2 separate regions of the Homo sapiens genome follow, and region 2 is linked to region 1. A link is a loop called in an ENCODE intact Hi-C map of the cell type or tissue named here. Cell type or tissue: GM12878. All regions are shown on one strand. Each heading gives the region's core, and the rest is flanking DNA. Links, peaks and the distances in the headings are about the cores only. Region 1 has its middle 88 kb from the start of C7orf33. Region 2 overlaps LOC124901766 (a long non-coding RNA gene).

Region 1 (10,319 bases), core at 1,400-9,399:
GTACATTTCACCCTTCCAGTAAACACATTGTAGAGGAGGAAAACTTTTTTCTCTGTACTTCTAGGTTCTCCAGCTGGGGCTCTTGAAATTAAACTGGCAAAAGATAGACTAACCAGAAGGAAGTACAGTGTATTCATATACACAGCATGTATCCATGCAGGAGAAAGGTAGTGACCAATAACTGGAAGGGATGATTAGAACTTAAGGTTCTATAGCATCTTAACAAAGAACAGTAAATTTGTAGAGAAATGACAACACTAAGGGGTTTAGGCTTTTAGGGACCGCACACTATGGGAAGGTAAATGTACAGAGGAAGCTAACAGAAGATGCAGGTTATTTTAGGAATGTTTGTTGTATAGATTCCTTCGCGCTGTCTTGAAGCAAATAAGTCTAAGCCTACTTTTACCAGGCAGGGGGAGGCAGAGAATGCTTTTTTTGGCATCTGCTCTTCCACAATTGTCTTCAGCTCAAAACAATCCTTAGGCCAGAGTGGTATATTTTGGGGTGACATATTCTGATCCCCTACACCAGGGGTTCCCAATCCCCAGGACCATGGTCTGTTAGAAACTGGGCTGCATAGCAGGAGGTGAATGGGGTACAAGAGAGCATTACCACCTGAGCTCCGCCTCCTCTCAGATCAGCGACAGCATTAGGTTCTCATAGGAGTACAAACCCTATTGTGAACTGTGCATTCGAGGGAACTGTGCATGCTCCTTATGAGAATCTAACTAATGCCTGATGATCTGAGGTGGAGCAATTTCATGCCAAAACCAACCCCCACTCCCTTGTCTGTGAGAAAACTGTCTTCCATGAAACTGGTCCCTGGTGCCAGCCAAAAAGATGGGGGACCGCTGCCCTACAGTATGATGAAAGAATTTGTTCCAAGCCCTATGCCCTTCAGGTGACATCCCAAGCTTAATAAAAATAGCACATAAGCTTGAACTAAACTTCCTACCTTGGTCAAGGAGTTGGGAGGGTAGGAAGAGAGTGTGTGATGATCTCTCTGGTTAATTTTCCTTTTCTGTAAAATGTGAACAATAGTGTCTATTTTTCCAGGACTCTCTGAAAATCAGAGATAACATATATTGAGGACTTAGTAGATTAGTTTGCTTATGTTGGGGACAATCATAACTATTTTATTACTTAATTACTTCAGTTTGCCCTTCTTAAAATACAGCAGCCAGGTGTTACCTGAGTGGTACCAAATACAGAATCTGGACTCTCCACTCTGATTAATGCTGACTGTGACTGGTGCGGCCTTCTCCAGCTGCTAACTCAGGGTGGACCTGAGATAAGCTAAAATACCCGATTTTTTTTTCTCTTTCCTTTATTAAGTAAAATTTAAGTGCTAAACTATTTATTTCTACTGAAATTCACTTTATTGGTTTCAGTTCAGCATGATAGCCTATTGAAATCATTTGGATTAAGACTTTCTTCTATATATTAGGTCTGTCTTCCCACTTTTGTCTCATAAGCCCACACTTGACAGTCATTTCTTCTGCATCTATATCGAAATCATTAATAGGAATATTAGGACCAAAGGCAAGGCTATCTGCCTCTCTACTAATGACATTACTGCCTGGTAGAAGACAGTTCCCCTTTCAGAGTTACAATTTTTTATCCTCACATTTCAAAATGTAGAAAAAATTATGTGATTATTATTATTATTATTATTTTGAGACGGAGTCTCGCTCTGTCGCACAGGCTGGAGTGCAGTGGTGCAATCTTGGCTTACTGCAACCTCCACCTACTGGGTTCAAGCGACTCTCCCGCCTCAGCTTCCTGAGTAGCTGGGATAACAGGCACCCACCACCATACTCAACTAAGTTTTCTATTTTTAGTAGAGACGGGGTTTCACCACATTGGCTAGGCTGGTCTTGAACTCCTGACCTCAGGTGATCCACCCGCCTCAGCCTCCCAAAGTGCTGGGATTACAGGCATGAGCCACAGTGCCTGGCCAAAAATTACATGATTATTATATAGAAAAAGTAAATTTTAAAAACCTCTCATTTCATTGATAAATAGCTGTAACATTTTCCAGTTTTGAAAAGGTATGGATCAACACCCCTGAGCATGAAAACATCATGATACCCCTATATGGATTTAAAATAAAAATAAGACTAAGCCACAAAAAAATATTGTTTTGCAAAATGACACACAGCACACAGGAATGCCAAAATTGTTTTAAAGGCTTTCCCCTAGAAGTTTCTCATCTGGGTTGTGAATGGGTTTTTTGATGGTGGTAATGGTGGTTTTCGTTATTGTTATTTTTACTGCTGCTGTATTGGTGCCCCAAGCAAGTGACTAGCCAGCATTCTGTTATCCAACAGCATTCCTGAACCAGCTATAAAAATCATCAGACCAGTGAAAATGGCTCTTATTTGAAAATTCATAAAAATACAGAGTTAGAAGGAACATTAGATATAATCTAATCCAAACTCCTGTCATGAAAAAGAAATACCCGATGCTTTAAAATTCACAGGGAAAATTGTTCACATCCATCATCTAATTCTCAGCTCCACACTGTCAGGCAGCCCATCCCACATCAGTCCGCCTTCTCCCCGGATTTCTGGCCATTTGTCCACAACTCTACACAGCTGAGAGCAGCAGTGGACACAGACTCCACTCCCTGCCCAGAAGTGAATGCTGATTACTCAAATCCCTTCTCCTCCAGGAAAACTCTGCTGAAAAAGATTCCTTATACCACTCGGATACCTCTTAGGGTACCTCTTAGGATACCTGGATCCTAAGAAAGATGCAATGAAAGACAACTGTGGAGACTGTCATGGTTGGATGTGAGGTCACTGCTATATGAAATCTCGCCTACAGGACAGACTACGTTTCTTTGTTAACCAGTTTGAGTCAGTTTTTCTGTTTCATGAAGCCAAAATAATCCTACCCAATATAGGAGGGCATTTGAGTTCCATTAAACACATGAGGAGCTGAGGCTCAAAGATAAGTTACTTCCCAAACTAGCACAGGAGCAGAGCCAGCACTAAAAGCCCCCGACAAATATTTTAACTCATTCTACTACACCCCAGAGCATGGGGGCTGATGCTTGAGCCACCCCCTACAATGCCTCCTCCATGTGTTCAACTCACGTTTTATTTCTTGAAACCCAGAGGGCACCTGGTTCTCACCTGCCTCCAGGCGAGCCACTGGGGACGACATTCAAAGAGATCTTGTTCTTGTTCACAACAGAATCATTCCTTCGTGGACTTGCCTGGTCTGCTACTTGGAGCAACCTCAAGGCTGCAACTCAACAAGCATCGTTAAATACACAGGTAGATAATTAGCAAGTTTGTTGCCAGCTGCTACCTGGAGTTTGGACACAGAAAAGATTTGAAGGCAGCCGAGATTGCCTTCAGCACCAACTTTAGAGTCCTGGCTTGAAAGCTGGAACCTTTGCGTCCTCCTAGAGCTGGGGATATTCGAGTGTAAAGAGATCTCAGAGGGGATCTTGTCCAACGGCATCATTTCACAGGTGACATGAGTGAGCCCTGATGCCAGGCAGCAGGTTAGTTGCGGAGCTGGGGCTACAACTCAGTTCCCCCGCCCGGCTCCCAGCAAAGCATTTCCCGGAGCAATCTGCAATGTGGATGGTAACACCTGAAACTTTTTAATGACCTATAATTCTTAAACGCAAATGCACTTTGTTTACACTGACACGGCTCAGATAAGTGGAGGAACACCAGGGTTCTTGGTCCTTGCACCGGTTTAGATAAAACGACACAGACACACGTGGAGTGGTTTTAAGGAATGGAGAGTTTAACAGGCAAGACAGAAGAGAGAAGAAAGAAGCAGCTCCCCCTACACAGACAGAGGGAGGGGGCTCCAAAGCCAAGATAGGAAACACTATCTTGAGTGCCGCGGATACCAACCAGTTCTGTGAGGAGGCTGGAGGCGGTGTCTGATTTGCACAGGACTCAGAGGATTGGTTTGACCAGGCATGTCATTCACGTGGCCGCAAAAAAACCGGCCTTCTCACCCTAATCTTTTAATATGCAAATGCAGGGTGCCATGATGTTCTACACACGTGGGGATATGTGGGGGCGGCCATGCTGCCAGACACATATGGAGGGGCAGGGAAAGAGGACAAGGGGGGAATCCCCATGTTAGGATGGACCCAGTTTCTAATGGCTTGCATTTGCATATCAAAGGTTGCTAGCCAGGCTCTAAGAGCCGGGGCTTTCCTGCTAGACAAGAAACTTTTCTGGAGCTACTTTAAAAGAGACAGACGCGGTGGCTCATGCCTGTAATTCCAGCACTTTGGGAGGCCGAGGCAGGCGGATCATGAGATCAGGAGATCGAGACCATCCTGGCTAACACAGTGAAACCCCATGTTTACTGGCAGGGGCCTGTAATTCCAGCTACTCGGGAGGCTGAGGCAGGAGAATCGCTTGAACCCAGGAGGCGGAGGAGGTTGCAGTGAGCTGAGATTGCATTCTAGCCCAGGGGACAGTGCTAGACTCCGTCTCAAAAAAAAAAAAAAAAAAAAAAAAAGACAGAAATTTTCCAAGGACCCCTTTTCCTCTCTAACCGCCTAAAATAATTTCTTAATAACTCCTATAACAATACCATGAGGTTCCTGGTTTTGGTCTGAACTGTGCTCACCCAGGATTCATGCTTGTTTTGAGGACCCATAGGATGGGAGCTAGAGGGCCTTATTACATAAGGAACCCAGGTGGCCTCAGGGAGTGAGCCATCCTGAAAGGGGACAGGCCAGTTGCACGTGCTTGACCCAACCACATCAGGGGCTCACATTCTAATGCCAAGTGTGTGTGAAGTGCTTGCATTTTTTATCTCTATCTTTACAATTAACCTAGGAGACAGCAACTATTATTACCCTGTTTTATTCTTAAGGAAACCGTGACCTTCAGAAGTTGCAGAACTTCCCCCAAAGTCACACAACTGGTAAGTTACAGAGCCAGGTCTCCGCAGGCTCCAGCAGAGCCTGGTCTGTCAGTGACAACTGCCCATGCAGTTACCCGCTATGCTACATTGCCCCCAAAGAAGTAACAGCTGACATATGCCTGTTTCTAATTTGTGCAAAGAACAGTTTTAAGGACCCTCTACAAAGTAATTTGTTTAACCCTAGTAACCTCCTGTATCAATTTCCTAGCACTGTCGTAACAAATTAGCACAAACTGGGTGGCTTAAAACAACAGAAATTTGTTCTCTCAGAGTTCAGGAGGCCAGAGGTCTGAAATCAAGGTGTTGGCAGAGCCATGCTCCTTTCAAAGCTTCTTGGGGAAGATCCTCCTTGCCTTTTCCAGGTTCTGGTAGCTCATTAGCAAGACAGTAGAAACATAAAGTAGCACCACTTAGGCCCAATATGACAGAATGTGACACAGAAATGTTGGTCAGAGTTCAACATATCTACCTTGGAGGCTGTAACCCATCACAGGCTCTGGCTATATCAGATGCTACGACGTACTCCCAGTATTCTGACTCCCAATATTCTAGATGCCAGGAGCACCTTCAGTGGAGCAATAGACCTGCCTACGTGAGCCAGCGGACAGCACCCAGGCCCAGCACCTCCACGGGGCCCTTCAAGAGCCGAGGCCTCATAGTTGACGTCACTATAGAACATAGAATTAGCATCAGAGACAATAGACAGAGAAAACAGTAGGCACTATATGGGGACAGAATCCTAAGAGGAAACCTATACTGGCATTTGAGGTGTGTCAGGCTTTGTGCTAAAATGAACACTTTGCTTCTGTTGTCTCACTTTATCCTCACAAGACTTCCGTGACAAATGAGGAAACTGAGGCACGGAGATTTTAATAACCTGCCCAAGGCCAAGTCCAGGTGGTCTAGCTCTGGAACCCACTGTATCACACGAAGACCTGTGACCACCAGCACATGAAGACAACCTTCCTCTCTGTTCCATTTAATCTCACTCTTCCATTTAATCTCTCTGTTCCATTTAATCTCACACATTATGTAAATATTTTCAGAAAAGCATGGGCAATTTCATCAGTAGAGGCTCAATAACACCTGGAAATTTATTCTTCAATTGTTAATTCTACAACCTAGTTTCCTGTGCATGTAGAATTCCTGTTCAAAACTGTATTTTTTAATATCAAAGGTTTACTTCTTTGTACAACTCCGATTGACAATATTGTTTCTAAATAAAGAGAAACATTCTGAAATTCCGCTACCAAACATTGAATTACAAGGAAAAAGTAATGTCAGCATTAAGCCACTAGATGGCACATTCTCACAGTTTGAGGCACAGACAAAATATTGAACAAATAAATTACCATCAACAGAACATTTTTAAAAATAGGTTCAAAATCAAATACTAGCATCAAATGTAATCAAGAAATTGTTTGTGATAGTAACTGATTGCTTAGGGAATAAAAAGGATAAAAATATAACCCCCATCTACTCCCAACCCTTACACCCTAACAATCAATAAAAATTAGTAAGACTGGGAGGATTTATAGAGAAAAGGAAATAGGTTATCTCTGTGCTTCCAGCTGAGCCTTAACTATCAATCTCTTTGGATAGGAGAGAGGGAGCCTTCTGATATTTCTACAGTTGCAACTGACAGGCTCTGTCATAGAAATTGACCACCTGGGAACCTACAGCACCCGGCTCATCCTCGGGTCAGGTTTTTGCCATGAGGCGGCAGCCGGCAGGCATTGGTTTATGGTGGTAGAAGGGGCATGTGCATGGAAACCTGGGTTTGGGCAAGTCACCTGGGTTTGGCCAGGTCACTTCACCTTTCTGAGCCGCAGGGTCCTCGCCTATATTTATAACCTATTTGATGAAATGTATATATGGTAACTACGTGAGGTGATAAATATGCTAATTTGATTGTAATCATTTTACAATATCTATCAAATCATCACATTGTACACTTTAGAATATATAAAATTGTTATTCGTCAATTATACGTCAGTGAAGCTGAAATATATGTAAGTATAAAATATATATAATATGCATATATCATTCACTTGGCAGAGTTACAGTAATGGTTGGGAATAATGACTTTAAAGCACCTCCCACATTCAACAGTTGTCAGATCATTCTTTATAGCTGTTACATCTGTGTCACTTTGGGAAAGTCACTTCACCTCTCAGAGTCTCAGACTCTTCGTCTGTGAAATAGAGACAGTTCTCACCACTCTCGGTCTTCAAGCCATGACTCCTACATTTTATCTTTCTTCCTTCCCTGATTTGTTTTTCTCAATAGCTCTTAATGCCACCAGACATAATTTTGATTCATTTGTTTGTTTATTGAACATTTCAGCATACAAAAATGCAAGTGCCATGAGGGAGGGCTTACCCTCCATCTGGTTCACTGCTGTGGCCCAGCATCCAGGACAGGGCCAGCATACAGCAGGCACGTATAAATATCTGTGCCAGGAATGAATGAATAGCACTACCTCAGACAGTTGCTGCAGACTTAGATAAGCATACTTTAAAAGAGTTTAGCACAACATCTGGCCCACAGTAGACATTCAGTGAGCCGTAGTAGTTAGTATGATTACCTGTGTGTCTTTTTTTTTTTTTTTTTTGAGACGGAGTCTCGCTCTGTTGCCCAGGCTGGAGTGCAGTGGTACAATCTCGGCTCACTGCAACCTCTGCCTCCTGGGTTCAAGCGATTGTCCTGCCTCAGCTTCCTGAATAGCTGGGATTACAGGTGCCCGTCACCACACCTGGCTACTTTTTGTATTTTTAGAATGTTGGCCAGGCTGGTCTTGAACTCCTGACCTCCGGTGATCCACTCACCTCAGCCTCCCGAAGTGCTGGGATTACAGGCGTGAGCCACTGTGCCCAGCTATGATTGCTTATATGTCTTTGTGCATGCAAGTGTAGAATCTCTCAAAACCCCAGTTACTGTATTTCCAAGTGGAACACAGGTTTGCTATCCAGATCAATTGAGAAGACATGTGCAACTCTTAGCTCAATACCTGGCACACGTCCGTCTATCAAGGCTCTGGTAACAGAATCAAGGCTGTGGAAGTTGGCAGCACTCACTTTTCCTACGTGAGGAGCTCACAGAATACACTGTCTTCGTTTCCCAGGTCTGCAGAAACAAATTACCACAAATGTGCTGACTTGAATCCACAGAAATTCATTCTCTCACAATTCTGGAGATCAGAAGTCTGCAATCAGGATGTTGGCAGGGCCACAGCCCCTTCAAAGCTACTAGGGGAGGCTGCACTTCCTTGCCTCTTCTGGCTTCTGGTGGCTCCAGGCATTCCTGGACCTGGGCAGCATCACTCTAATCTCTGCCTCCATCTTCACATGACCTTCTGTGTCTCTTCTCGTTGTGTCTCCTATGATAATTGTCATTGGATTGAAGACCCACCCTTATAATCCAGGATGATCTCATCTCGAGAACCTTAATTGAATTGCATTTGCAAAAACTGTATCCAAATAAGGTCACATTCTCTGTCTCAGAGACAGAGACACAGACTGGGACTCTAACTTCTGCCTTCACCAAGGTCTCTGACCTACAAATAGGCTGCATTCCAAAGGACTGTTTGTCACTCAAAATGTGTTTTCCCAAAGAAACAATGCCATAAATGGAGGCTAAGTTCTCAGGCACATCAATCTACAATAGTTTGTATGACCGTCATACAGATAAAATTGCATACAAGTGAATTTCTAAATCATAGTGAATATCGGCCTGGCGCGGTGGCTCACGCCTGTAACCCCAGCACTTTGGGAGGCCGAGGCAGGCGGATCACCTGAGGTCGGGAGTTCGAGACCAGCCTGACCAACATGGAGAAACCCCATCTCTACTAAAAATACAAAAAATTAGCCGGATGTGGTGACGCACGCCTGTAATCCCAGCTACTTGGGAGGCTGAGGCAGGAGAATCGCTTGAACCTGGGAGGCGGAGATTGTGGTGAGCCGAGATCACGCCATTGCACTCCAGCCTGGCAACAAGAGTGAAACTCCATCTCAAAAAAAAAAACAAAACACAGTGAATATCATCACATCTAATAATTAATATTAAAAATCATAAAGTTAAATAGATCATTTTGTGTCTTAAATACTAGTCCACACTTACTTAGAGGGAGATAAGGAGGCAGATGAAATTTTTGATGGAGATGCTAAGGGGCTTCAAAGGATGAGGTCGTGATCTTTGTTTCATTTAATTTCCTATTTTAGGAGTTTCTTTTTTTTAGTGAGGCTTTATGACTAGTGGCACTCTTACACCTGCAAGCTGGTTATGAATCAAGTTGGCAGAAGGAAGAAACAAGGAGAGATTTTTCTGAAACAACCCATTAAATTCCCCTATGCAAAACATTAGCCTATAAAGATTCTTAAATTTTCTGCCTAGACAATGATATCAATTGCTCATAATGACAGTTCTGTTACTTCCTTTTTGACTCTTACATGTTTCATTTCATCTTTCTGTTTTACTGGGCTTGGTAGGCCCCTCGGTACAGTGATGATGTAAATACCCTTTTTTTTCTTTTTGAGACTGAGTTTCGCTCTGTCGCCCAGGCTGGAATGCAGTGGTGCGATCTCAGCTCACTGCAACCTCTGCCTTCTGAGTTCAAGCAATTCTCCTGCCTCAGCCTCCCAAGTAACTGGGCTTACAGGCACATGCCACCATGCCCGGCTAATTTGGAATTTTTAGTAGAGACGGGGTTTCACCATGTTGGCTGGTCTCAAACTCCTGACCTCAAGTGATCCGCCCACCCCAGCCTCCCAAAGTGCTGGGATTGCAGGCATGAGCCACCATGCCCAGCCGTGAATACCCTATCTTGATCCTGATTTTAAAGGAGATACTTTTAACGTTACGTCAGTAACTATGAAGTTTGCTGTCTTTTTGTTTGTTTTTGTCAATGCCTTTCATCATAATAAAGAATTTCTCCTAAAATCCAGGAAGGCTAAGAGTTTTACTCTAGTTTTTGTTTTTTAATCATGAGTAGATATTGAACTTTTTTAACTTTTGAAATAACTATAGGCTCCGATTCCATATAGCCTTCACTGGGTTTCCCTCAATGGTATCATCTGCATCACTATAGTACAAAAGCACAACCAGGAAACTGATATGAATACAACCCATGGATCTTATTCAGATTTCACCAGTTTTACTAACACTCTTCTCTGTGTGTATATTTAATTCTCTGCGATTTTATCACCTGCGTAGATTCATGTAACCACTACCACAGTCAAGACATATTTCAGTCGGGAGGATCCCAGGTGCTTTTGTAGCCATAGCCACCTCCCTCCGCCCCCGCCCCAACCTCTGGTAATCATTAATTTCTTCTGAATCTCTATAACGTTTTCATTTCAAGAATGTTATCTAAATGGAATCATAGAGTATGTACCTTTGGGGATGGC
Region 2 (10,319 bases), core at 1,017-9,016, 61 kb after region 1:
GTGTTACAACTTTCCATCCTAATTCAAATAACCCTCCTTCCACCACTCACACCCTTTCCAATGCCCACTTCTACACACAACCTTTAGGTCTTTTTTAAAGTAATGTGCCATATTTGTTGTGGTATTTATATATTTCTTAACAAGTTAGCATGTGTAAAACTGTGTCACCATTTTTTTCTTGGGGTTCTAACTTTTTTTAGATAGGAGCATTTTTAAGGGTCAACATTTTTAGTGTTGTGCCCTATTCCCTTCTTCCCCATAGGCCTGGTGGTTTTTGTTACACGATTTTACATAGTACTTTGATTTTTAGGAGTGCGTATGTCACTTTATAGCAGAACTGACTATATTTTCCTTACTGAAATGTCCTTGTTTCATAATCGCTTGATACTATTTTCATAACACAATACTTTCTCTTACCTCTCTGGCTATATGAGATATATCAAAAGTCCTATTCTGATTGCTTCATTAATTTTGCTTTTTTAGGGATAAGACTATATTGGCTGAATTTGTTTTTTCTCTTTTATCATGGGGCTCATCTCAAAGTTTGGTTATTCTTAATTGTGCATTCATCTTTGTTGAGCTATCTTTGTGACTGCCTGCCACCTCTGTTTGTGCTGGGAGAGGCAGGGATGAGCAAGCCCTGTTGCACTATTACACCATTTTTCATTAGGTTGTGGGGTTTTTTTTCCAACTCACCTGGAGGTTTCAAAAATATCAAAGTAAGATTTCAGCCAAGGCACTCCATTACATGTAAATCTTTGTTTTGCTTTTCTATAGCTGCTATAACAAATTATCACAAATTTAGCAGCTTAAAATATAAATGTATTATCTCACAATTCTGTAGGTCAGAAATCTGGGTAAATTCAGCTGGTTTTCCTGCTTCAGGTATTACAAAGCTAAAGCCAAGGTGTCAGCCAGAGGGGCTTTTATCTGGAGGCTCTGGAAATAAATCTGTTTCAAGCTCATTCAGGTTGTTGGTCGAATTCAGTTCCTTGTGATTGTAGGACTGAGGTCTCCATTTCCTTGCTGGCTGTTGGCTGGAAGTCATGCTCCCAGTCATTCAAAAGACCACCAGGTTCCCTAGCTCACAGCCCCCTTCACCCATCTTCAAAGCCAATGTTGGTAGGTCATGTCTTTCTCATGTTTCGTATCTCTCTAACCTAATCTCCCTTCACCTCTTCTTCCTGCTGTATCTCTCTAACCTACTCTTCCTCCTTCCTCTTCTGCTTTTAAGGGCTCATGCACTGACATTTGGCCAGCCTGAATAATCCAGGATAATCTCACTATTGTAAAGTCAACTGATTAGTAACCTTAACTACATCAGCAAAGCCCCTTCGTACCAGTGCCTAGATTAGGGTTTGATTGAATAACAAGGGGACAGAAATCTTGAGGGCACATCTTTGAAATTCTGCCTACAAAAATCTTAGTATTTGTGTCCATTTTATTTATGTTATACATAAATTTCTTAGGAACTTATCAAATGGTTTCTTGAACTAGATATATGAGTTAGTTTCTATCCCGCTAAGATGGCAAACTTAGATATATTTAGCTAAGTGCTGGCTCTCTCCCCCAAAATTAACCCTGGAGAAATTATAGAAACATGTGCTACAGAAGGAAAAAAAAAATAAGAGAAAACACTGAACTTAGTCTTGAATCAATGTGTATGAGAGAGGTCTGAGGAGGCAGAGTGCATTGGAAGAGACAGTGGGAGGACAGGTTGGAGAACAGCTTTCCATGTTCCATTCTTGCCTCTCTCTCTAAATGCCTTGGGACCATCATGTCTAACCCTTCGCTACAGACATTGGTGAGGACAGCTTAGGCCATGGTGATGTTCATACTGTAGTGTCCAAACAGGAGGAAATCACCCTTCCAGTCCCTTTCTCTCCACACTCCTACTGTATTATGACATATCTTGATACAGACTAGAGCCACATATATTACCTGAAAGAGTAGTTGATAATTCCAAAGGAAGAAAAAAAAAAAACCCTCAGCCAAAGTAACTACTTCCCTAAGTATAACAATAAAAGAAAGACAACAGATGAAACAACATGTTTCATCTAAAGGTAGACCAAGAAATTTAAATAAGCATGATAAAAATGCTTAAGGATATCAGGGACTCAGAGCTACCTCATTGCACAACTCCTGAGGCACCAGTCACACTGCATTCCTGGAGAATGCTACCTTTGAGTTGTACAGTGTGCTAGCCCTGTAAGTGATGATATTACTAATATGATACAAAAATAAGAAGCAAGGAAAACAGAATCAACTAGAAATTTATGTATAAAAATAATATTTTAAGTAACAAAAACAATAGATGTGATAAATAGTTGGATGCTTACTACTGAAGAACAAATTAGTAAATTGGACGATCAGATGAAGACATTTTTAATAATTTGATAAAGCAACAGAGAAAAATAGAGCTTTAAACTACAAAGAAAGAACTAAAGATGCAGAAGTAGAAGCAATAGAATCTTAATAGGAGGGCCAGAAGGAAAAATATATATATATATATATGTATCTGTATATATATACATCTACATATATAATAAAATATGGGAATAAATATTTCAAAAAACAATGACTAGAGAAATCTGGTAGAACCACCTTAACCAAGTGATCAAAATTATCACCAACAACAGAGCAAGATAACACTACATGTATATTCCCAGCTCTAACTAAAAGATAAGGTAGTTGAGCTATATTTAGGAGACTGGACACTTTCTGATTAACTGCCTGGACTCTGGAGTCAGACTGACCAGGTTTGAATCCTGGACCTGCCACATACAAATTGTGTGTGATTTCCTATAAGCTGTTTTGCCATTTGCATCATGGCCTTTGGGGTTGTTTCTAATGTTCCAAAAAACAGAGGGAACAAAAGTTAATTTGTATCATTCATATCATATTTTACATGTCATTACAAAGAAAGAAGCCATTCAAACATTCGGGCTGCGAAGTGTGAAGGACCCACGATCCATTTCACAGATTTCCAGGACAGTAGAGCTAACAGAACCACAAGGGCTTCCTACTTTCTTCCACATATAAGGGCTTGGAAGTCACCACCACCATTCTCAAAACAAGATAAAAGCTGAACAAAATGAAAACCAACAACCCCTCTTACATTCATCAGAGAACAGACGTCACGGGGCAAGCTGCTGGTCCAGAAGCTAGAAAAAGAAGAGGATACCAATAATCACAGCTTAGCAGGAACAGAAGTCCAGAAGCAGGAGCCCTAGGCTGGAGCCAGTGCTGGTAGGAGCACTTGAACTGCAGTTGATAAACTTCTGGAGACTCAGCATGAACTTGCAGGAGAGTTAAAACTCTGGAGACTCAGTCTTGGGGTGGGGAGGACATTTTCATGAGTTTCACTTCCAGGAGTTTCTCTAGTGAAGATCAGGGAAAAGTCCCTCACACTTCAGTCAGGTGAGGGGAAAAAGTAACTATTTGAAATACAGTTGACCTTGAACAACACAGGTTTGAACTGCAAGGGTCCACTTATATACAGATTTTCTTCCTCCTTTACCACCCCTGAGACAGTAAGACCATCCCTTCTCTATTATCCCGTTCTCATACTGTTATAAAGAACTACCTGAGACTGGGTAATTTATGAAGAAGAGAGGTTTAATTGACTCACAGTTGCGCAGGCTGTACAGAAGCATGGCTGGAAGGCCTTAGGAAACTTAGTCATGGCGGAAGGTGAAGGGGAAGCAAGCACATCTCCCAAGAGTGAGGGGAGAAGTGACACACTTTAAAAACCACCAGATCTCAGGAGAAGTCACTCACTATCCTGAGAACAGCAAGGGGGAAATCTGCCCCCATGATCCAGTCACTTCCCACCAGGCCCCTCCTCCAACATCTGAGGATTACAGTTTGAGATGAGATTTGGGTGGGGACACAAACCATATCACCATTCTGTTCCCCCTCCTCGGTCTGCTAAACATGAAGACTTAGAGGATGAAGACTTTTATGATGATCCACTCCCAGTTTTCTTTCTATTATTATTATTTTTTTTTTGAGACAGGGTCTTTCTCTATTGCCCAGGCTGGAGTACAGTGGCACTGATCACAGCTCACTGCAGCCTTGACCTCCCAGCCTCAATCAATCCTCCTGCCTCAGCCTCCTGAGTAGCTGAGACTACAGGCACACACCATCACATACAGCTAATTTTTGTATTTTTTGCAGAGATAGGGTTTCACCATGTTGCCCAAGCTGGTCTTGAACTCCTGGGATCTAGCAATCTACCTGCCTTGGCCCCCCAAAGTGCTGGGATCACAGGTGTCAGCCACTGTACCCAGCAGTGATTTTCTTAATATTTTATCATCTCTATCTTACTTTATTGTAAGAATATAGCATATAATACATATAATGTACAAAATATTTGTTAATCAACTGTTTATGTTATCCTTCAGGCTTCCAGTCAACAGTAAGCTATTAGTAGTTAAGTTGTGGAGGAGTCAAAACTTATGCTTGAATTTTTGACTGTGCAGGGGGAAGGGGGGTGTCAGTGCCCCTAAGCAAGAATCAACTGTATGCCCAAGAGATTCTGTTCTCCTTAACAAAACCCTGCCCTCAAGGAAAACTACCTTACCAGAGCCCAGCCCCTTTGGGTTTTACCAGAGTCTAATCAACCTGAGGGAAGGGAAATACCCAACTCCAGCCCCATCTCACCTTCCTGTCTTGCCTGAAGGGGAGAGGGAGGGCAAAGGGGTGCTGAGAAGACAACCCGGGGGCACAGGCTCACTAAAAGGCCAAGGCCTAATCCTAAAGGGATAGAACACCTCCCCTCCCCGACACCTTCCCATCACATCAGCAGGAGATTACAGCTGAAAGAATTACAAGCCTCAGACCCTATTTAGGAAAAAGTCCCAGAGGAAACCCAAAGACAATAGGAGAGACAAAAATAAGAGTATCAGAGATTATTTTAACCTCTGACATGTCCAACTAGAAGCAAACAGCAAACAGCCACTTTCTAGCCAGAGTTTCATAAAACTGAAAGTCCCAGTTCCTACCTCAGTTCCTTGTACCTGATACATCATAACTGGGTATCATCAAAAAAATTACGAGGCATGTTAAAAAGCAAAAAACACAGTCAGAAAAGACAAATCAGTCTCCCCAAGCATTCGGGGAGCAGAGTTTTTAAGGACAACTTGGTGGGTGGGAGGAAGCCAGTGAGCCAGGAGTGCTGATTGGCCAGGGATGAAATCACAGGGAGTCGAAGCTCTCTTCTTGTGCTGAGTCAGTTTCCAGGTGGGGCCACAAGATCAGATGAGTCAGTTTACCAATCTTGGTGGTGCCAGCTGATCCATCAAGTGCCGGGTCTGCAGAATATCTCAAGCACTGATCTTAGGAGCAGCTTAGGGAGGGTCAGAATCTTGTAGTCTCCAGCTGCATGACTCCTAAACCATAATTTCTAATCTTGTGGCTAATGTTAGTTCTACAAAGGCAATCTAGTCCCCAGGCAAGAAGGAGATCTGCTTTGGGAAAGGGCTGTTATCATCTTTGTCTTAAACTACAAACTAAGTTTCTCCTAAAGTTAGTTCAGCCTTTGCCCAGGAACAAACAAGGACAGCTTGGAGGTTAGAAGCAAGAGGAAGTCGATTAAGTTAGATCTCTTTCACTGTCTGAGTCATAATTTTGCAAAGGCAGTTTCAGTTTTGGAGCTATTTATGAAATGCTGATGGTTGCCAACAATGGAACAATATTCTCTTCCTATGGACTTCATGATCTAAATTGTTAAGCTTTCTCAGAGGTGGATAACAGTACGGGAGAGGCCATAATGGCATTCAATTATATTTTTTAGAAAAAAATTAGCAGTCCAAAATTAACAGAAACAAATTTTGCTTTACCAATAATAAACAACATTTCCTTTACAGAAAACATTAAAGAAATACAAATGTCAAAATATGTTCAGGTACCTTCTAACAAATTTTCAACCGTTATTAATCACAGATTAATCATAGATTGTTATCACTCTGGTTTCCCCTGCAGTTTTAAAATAAACCTTTAACTCTTCCTCCTAATTACTGGTGCTTCATGGTTTGAAAACCTGAGCCTTGAAAATGTTCCTAGAAAGCTTTTTGAGATATAATTTTTAATTACATATTTTTTATCATAAATAGAATGGTTTTGTATACATCTAGAATGTATGTGAAGACATTAAGAAGACTTAAATCATCTGTTGTTATTGACTTTTGACAATCAGACATTCCTATTCAGTTAGGTGAGCTTAGTTCTTGACTACAACCTGGTCAGCTGCATTTTTCTGCAAGAAAGAGAAACTGGATTTCACTCCACAACGCTGTCTTTCTCCTGCAGCCTGGATTATGCTGGAAAAGTCACAATAGAGTCACGATGCATAACCATAGGCCTCATGCCTCCCTTTCTTATAAGAAGGCACCAAAGTTAACTTTTCAAAAGGTTAAAAATGTAATTTATGTATAAGGTAGAGAATGAATGCATGTCAAAAAATTTTTTTTCTACCCATTAATAAGAGAACTAGCAAGATGGCAAAACTGGCTCAAGGAACATTTGAGGAAATGGATATTTATAGGTATTTGAGAAAAGAATGTTAGTGACTACTATTTTTTTTTTTTTTTTTTTAGACAGAGCTCGCTTGCCACCCAGGTTAGAGTGCAGTGGCATGATCTCAGCTCAGTGCAACCTCCACCTTCCAGGTTCAAGTAATTCTCCTGCCTCAGCCTCCGAAGTAGTGGGGATTACAGGCATGTACCACCACATCCAGCTAATTTTTTGTATTTTTAGTAAAGACAGGGTTTCACCATGTTGGCCAGGCTGGTCTCAAACTCTTGACCTTAGGTGTTCCGCCCATCTTGACCTCCCAAAGTGCTGGGATTACAGGTGTAAGCCACTGCACCCAGGCAGTGACTACTATTTATAATGCAGTAACTTGGATGGGATCTTGGAACAGAGAAAGGACATTAGGAAATCTGAATAAAGTATGGGCTTTAGTTAATAATAATATATCAATGTTCGTCAGTTGTGACAAATGCACCATATTAACATAAGCTTAATAATAGGAAAAAGTGGGGATGAGGCAAGTAGCAACCCTCTGTACCATAAGAGTTAAAGAAAAAGGAAAGAAACATGAAACGTGCTTAACAGTCAAAGATAGGTTTATTTTTGTGGAAAAAAACCTGAGAGGGGCTTCTGGCCAATTTCAGTCAGGAGCACCCTCTCTTACAGACTAAGAGTATATATTGGTTTTAGGGTGAGGGGGTTTATCACAAGCTTGGAATATGTTCGTGTAGGGGAGAAGTTTATGGCAGGGTTGGAATGCCTCTGGGTGGAGGGGAGGTTATCTTTGGGGCTGACATCTTTCTGGCCAGTGGGAAGGTTGTCTCAGGGCTGGCACATCTCTGGTCAGGGAGGGATTTGGAATGTTTCTGGTCAGAGATGTCATTTGTGGTTTACAGTCATAGGCTGATCCCCTTTGGATTTAGGCAGTTTTTGATCAACGTGAACTTAAAATGACAGTGCTTGTCCAAGATGGCAATACTCCTGCTCTGTCATGTATTATCTTCACAAATTTTGTAAATCTAAAACTGTTTTAGATTTACAAAAAAAAAAAAAAAAAACTGCTTTAAAGTTTTAAAGATTTTATTTTTAAAAAAATGAAAAAAATGTTAGCATAAGAGCCCTAGGTTATACAAAACAAGTTAATATCCTGCAACGCACTAAAGCAGTAATTATAACCTTTTAGGTTATCTTTTCTACCAGACAGAATTGATTTGCATCACTGCCAGACAAATACCTCACGATAACATGTAACTTCACAGACCTCGGCCCTTTAATCATTAATAGATCGCGGGACAAACAAGAACATTGCCCTAAATATTTAAATAATCTTCAGATAGACCTATTCAACAATGCTCCAAAATGACATTGGAAGGACACGCCTTCCTCCTTGAGCCTTATTTCTAAGTTTTGAATATAAAATGAGCTTAAAAAAAATCTTCCAATAGTTTGCCTTCTGAATATATTTAGACATTCTAAAATAGCAGACAATTCAACTTTAACCTAACTTTTTCTACATAGTGAGATATTGCTGAAGCCTGGGGAGCAGGATTTTCAATAGGGGTGCCAGGTTTAGCAAATAAAAACAAAAGACGCTCTGGTAAATTCGGATTTCAGATAAAGAACAAATAATATAATGTAAATGTAATAAACAATAATTTTTAGTGTAAGTGGATCCCAAATATCACATGGCTTCATATTATTATTTCTTTGGGCTCGTCCAGTACTAATACTCTATGAAACATTTCCTTAGCAACAAATCACAAAGATAGCAGACACATTTTTTTCTACATGCACTTTGAATCCATTCATATTTTCAGCTTCTTATGTTCTCTACAAACACAAAACTATGTTTGAATACTGTACTCCATTTGCTTTGCTACATAAGCAATTTAAAATGTCACAGAGGATCTCAGCGTTGGATGATACAGGAAGACAATGAGATAGCTTTGTAGCCTTACAACACCTGGGGTTTGGCTCTTAGTGAGACAAAGGTAATCCCAATTATTCACCGTGTTCCTGATCTTCCCAAGGCAAGGACTTGAAAAACGCCCTATTATTTAGACTGACCTAATTCAAAGTTCTTTGCAGCTTACCTCGTGCTAATCACTGGCAAGTGGTCTCCAGCTGCTCTTTGGTTTTGGTTGTTTCACGTCCTTGATCCTACATGGTAGTGGGAAGATTTCCTGATCATTTTTAATAAATTAAATTTTACTTCAGTTTTTTTTCAGGCATAACTGAGAACCTATAACCATAACTGCATTTTACCCTTTCTGTGTTTAATAAGAGTGACAAAAACCATGATAGACATTTTTTCTACACTGAAAATAGAAGTTAAATGTGTATACTGTTCTCCAAAATAAAAGCATATCTCAGAAATTCACCTCATTCAGACCAATGGATTTGTGAACTCTTTTCTCACCTCTAGAACCTTCTTAAGTTGAGCCAATGAGAAAACAAGTTCAGTAGTCAGTGATGGATCCATCTCAGAGGAGCAGAAATCCACAGGCCTATTCTCCCCAGTGACTGACCACAGCTACATCAGCAGATCTGAACCACCGTCCCATTCTCCTCCTCTCCCGGGGCCATGCGCCTCAGACACTGGGAAAATGCAAAGTGTAGAGACCGTGATTTCAACTTTGAGTAGAGTAAAATAGTGCCCCTTCTAGAACTCAAGGTTCTTATTCCATTCCCATCTCAGGTGGTGGATCCTAATAAACCCAACTATCAGCATTTGTCTTTTTTCAGACTCTAAGTGAATTACTAAAGGATGTACTCAGGCAGAGAGAAAGTGACTCAAGACAGCTGGTCTGAAGAGTATGAAGGCATAAAGAACAAAGAAACAGATCATCTGTAGCTGATTGTCCATGAACATTGATTAAGTAATACTATGTAAATTGGTAATAATAATGTCTAATGAAATTCCCAAGGCTGGGTGTGGTTGCTCATGCCTCTAATCTCAGCACTTTGGGAGGCCAAGGTGAGCGGATCACTTGAGGTCAGAAGTTCGAGACCAAGCTGGCCAACATGGCAAAACCCCACCTCTACTAAAAATACAAAAATTAGCTGGGCACCCAACTCGTGGCAACCATGAGTTCTAACAAATTGTCAAGAAAGAATATTTGTGGTATTACACAAACTCTTCTAGAGATTTATAAATGAGGAAGGGGACACAATCCCCAACTCTAAATAATTTTTTATGACACTAGCATAACCTCAACATAAAACTCAGTGAAGATAGTGCAAGAAAGGAAAGTTTGATGCCAATTTCATTCTTGAACATAGATACAAAAATCCTGAAAAACAAAATTAGACTGAATTCATTAATATATTAAAAATATGTAAATATGGCCAGGCACGGTGGCTCATGACTGTAGTCCCAGCTACTCGGGAGGCTGAGGTGGGAAGATCAATTGAGCCCCAGAGTTCAAGGCTGCAGTGAGCTGTGATCATACCACTGCACTCCAGCTCGGGCAACAGAACAAAACTCTGTCTCAAAATAAAATGAGAAAAGATAAAATACATAAATATATAAAAATCAAACTGGGTTTATCCCAGGAATTGAAGGTTGATTTAACATTGCAAAATTAATTCATATAAACACTAACAGATTAAAGAAGAAAAATGTCAATAAATAAATACAGAAAAACAGCTTTGATCAAAATCAAAATTAATCTCTCTTCTTTTTTTTTTTTTTCTTTTTTAGACAGTCTCACTCTGTTATACAGGCTAGAGTGCAGTGGCACAATCTCGGCTCACTGCAACCTTCACCTCCCAGGCTCAAGCGA

The links. Peaks named below come from ENCODE experiments on the same cell type or tissue, not always from the same donor. Only the 100,000 strongest peaks of a DNase experiment are listed, where the experiment ranks them.
Region 2: a loop joins it to region 1, with 2.4 times the contacts of the local background. A loop is called at or near these places in 13 of 110 quality-filtered maps.

Annotation. Positions count from the first base shown.
Region 1 is chr7:148,497,878-148,508,196 of GRCh38, forward strand. No RefSeq gene overlaps it. Among named protein-coding and RNA genes, the nearest start is that of C7orf33, 88 kb to the right of the region's middle. RefSeq lists enhancers at 3,838-4,540, 3,960-4,254 and a silencer at 4,420-4,469. In GM12878, for the core only: a CTCF peak has its summit at 6,210 (motif pointing right); DNase peaks (open chromatin) are centred at 4,034 and 9,304; H3K27ac peaks cover 1,800 bases.
Region 2 is chr7:148,559,147-148,569,465 of GRCh38, forward strand. It overlaps LOC124901766 (a long non-coding RNA gene), which reads right to left. Exons shown (of 3, transcript XR_007060577.1): 2 at 8,954-9,132. Among named protein-coding and RNA genes, the nearest start is that of C7orf33, 26 kb to the right of the region's middle. RefSeq lists enhancers at 5,248-5,387, 8,173-8,981. In GM12878, for the core only: no CTCF peak of the experiment used is centred there; a DNase peak (open chromatin) is centred at 5,625; H3K4me3 peaks cover 1,013 bases; H3K27ac peaks cover 581 bases.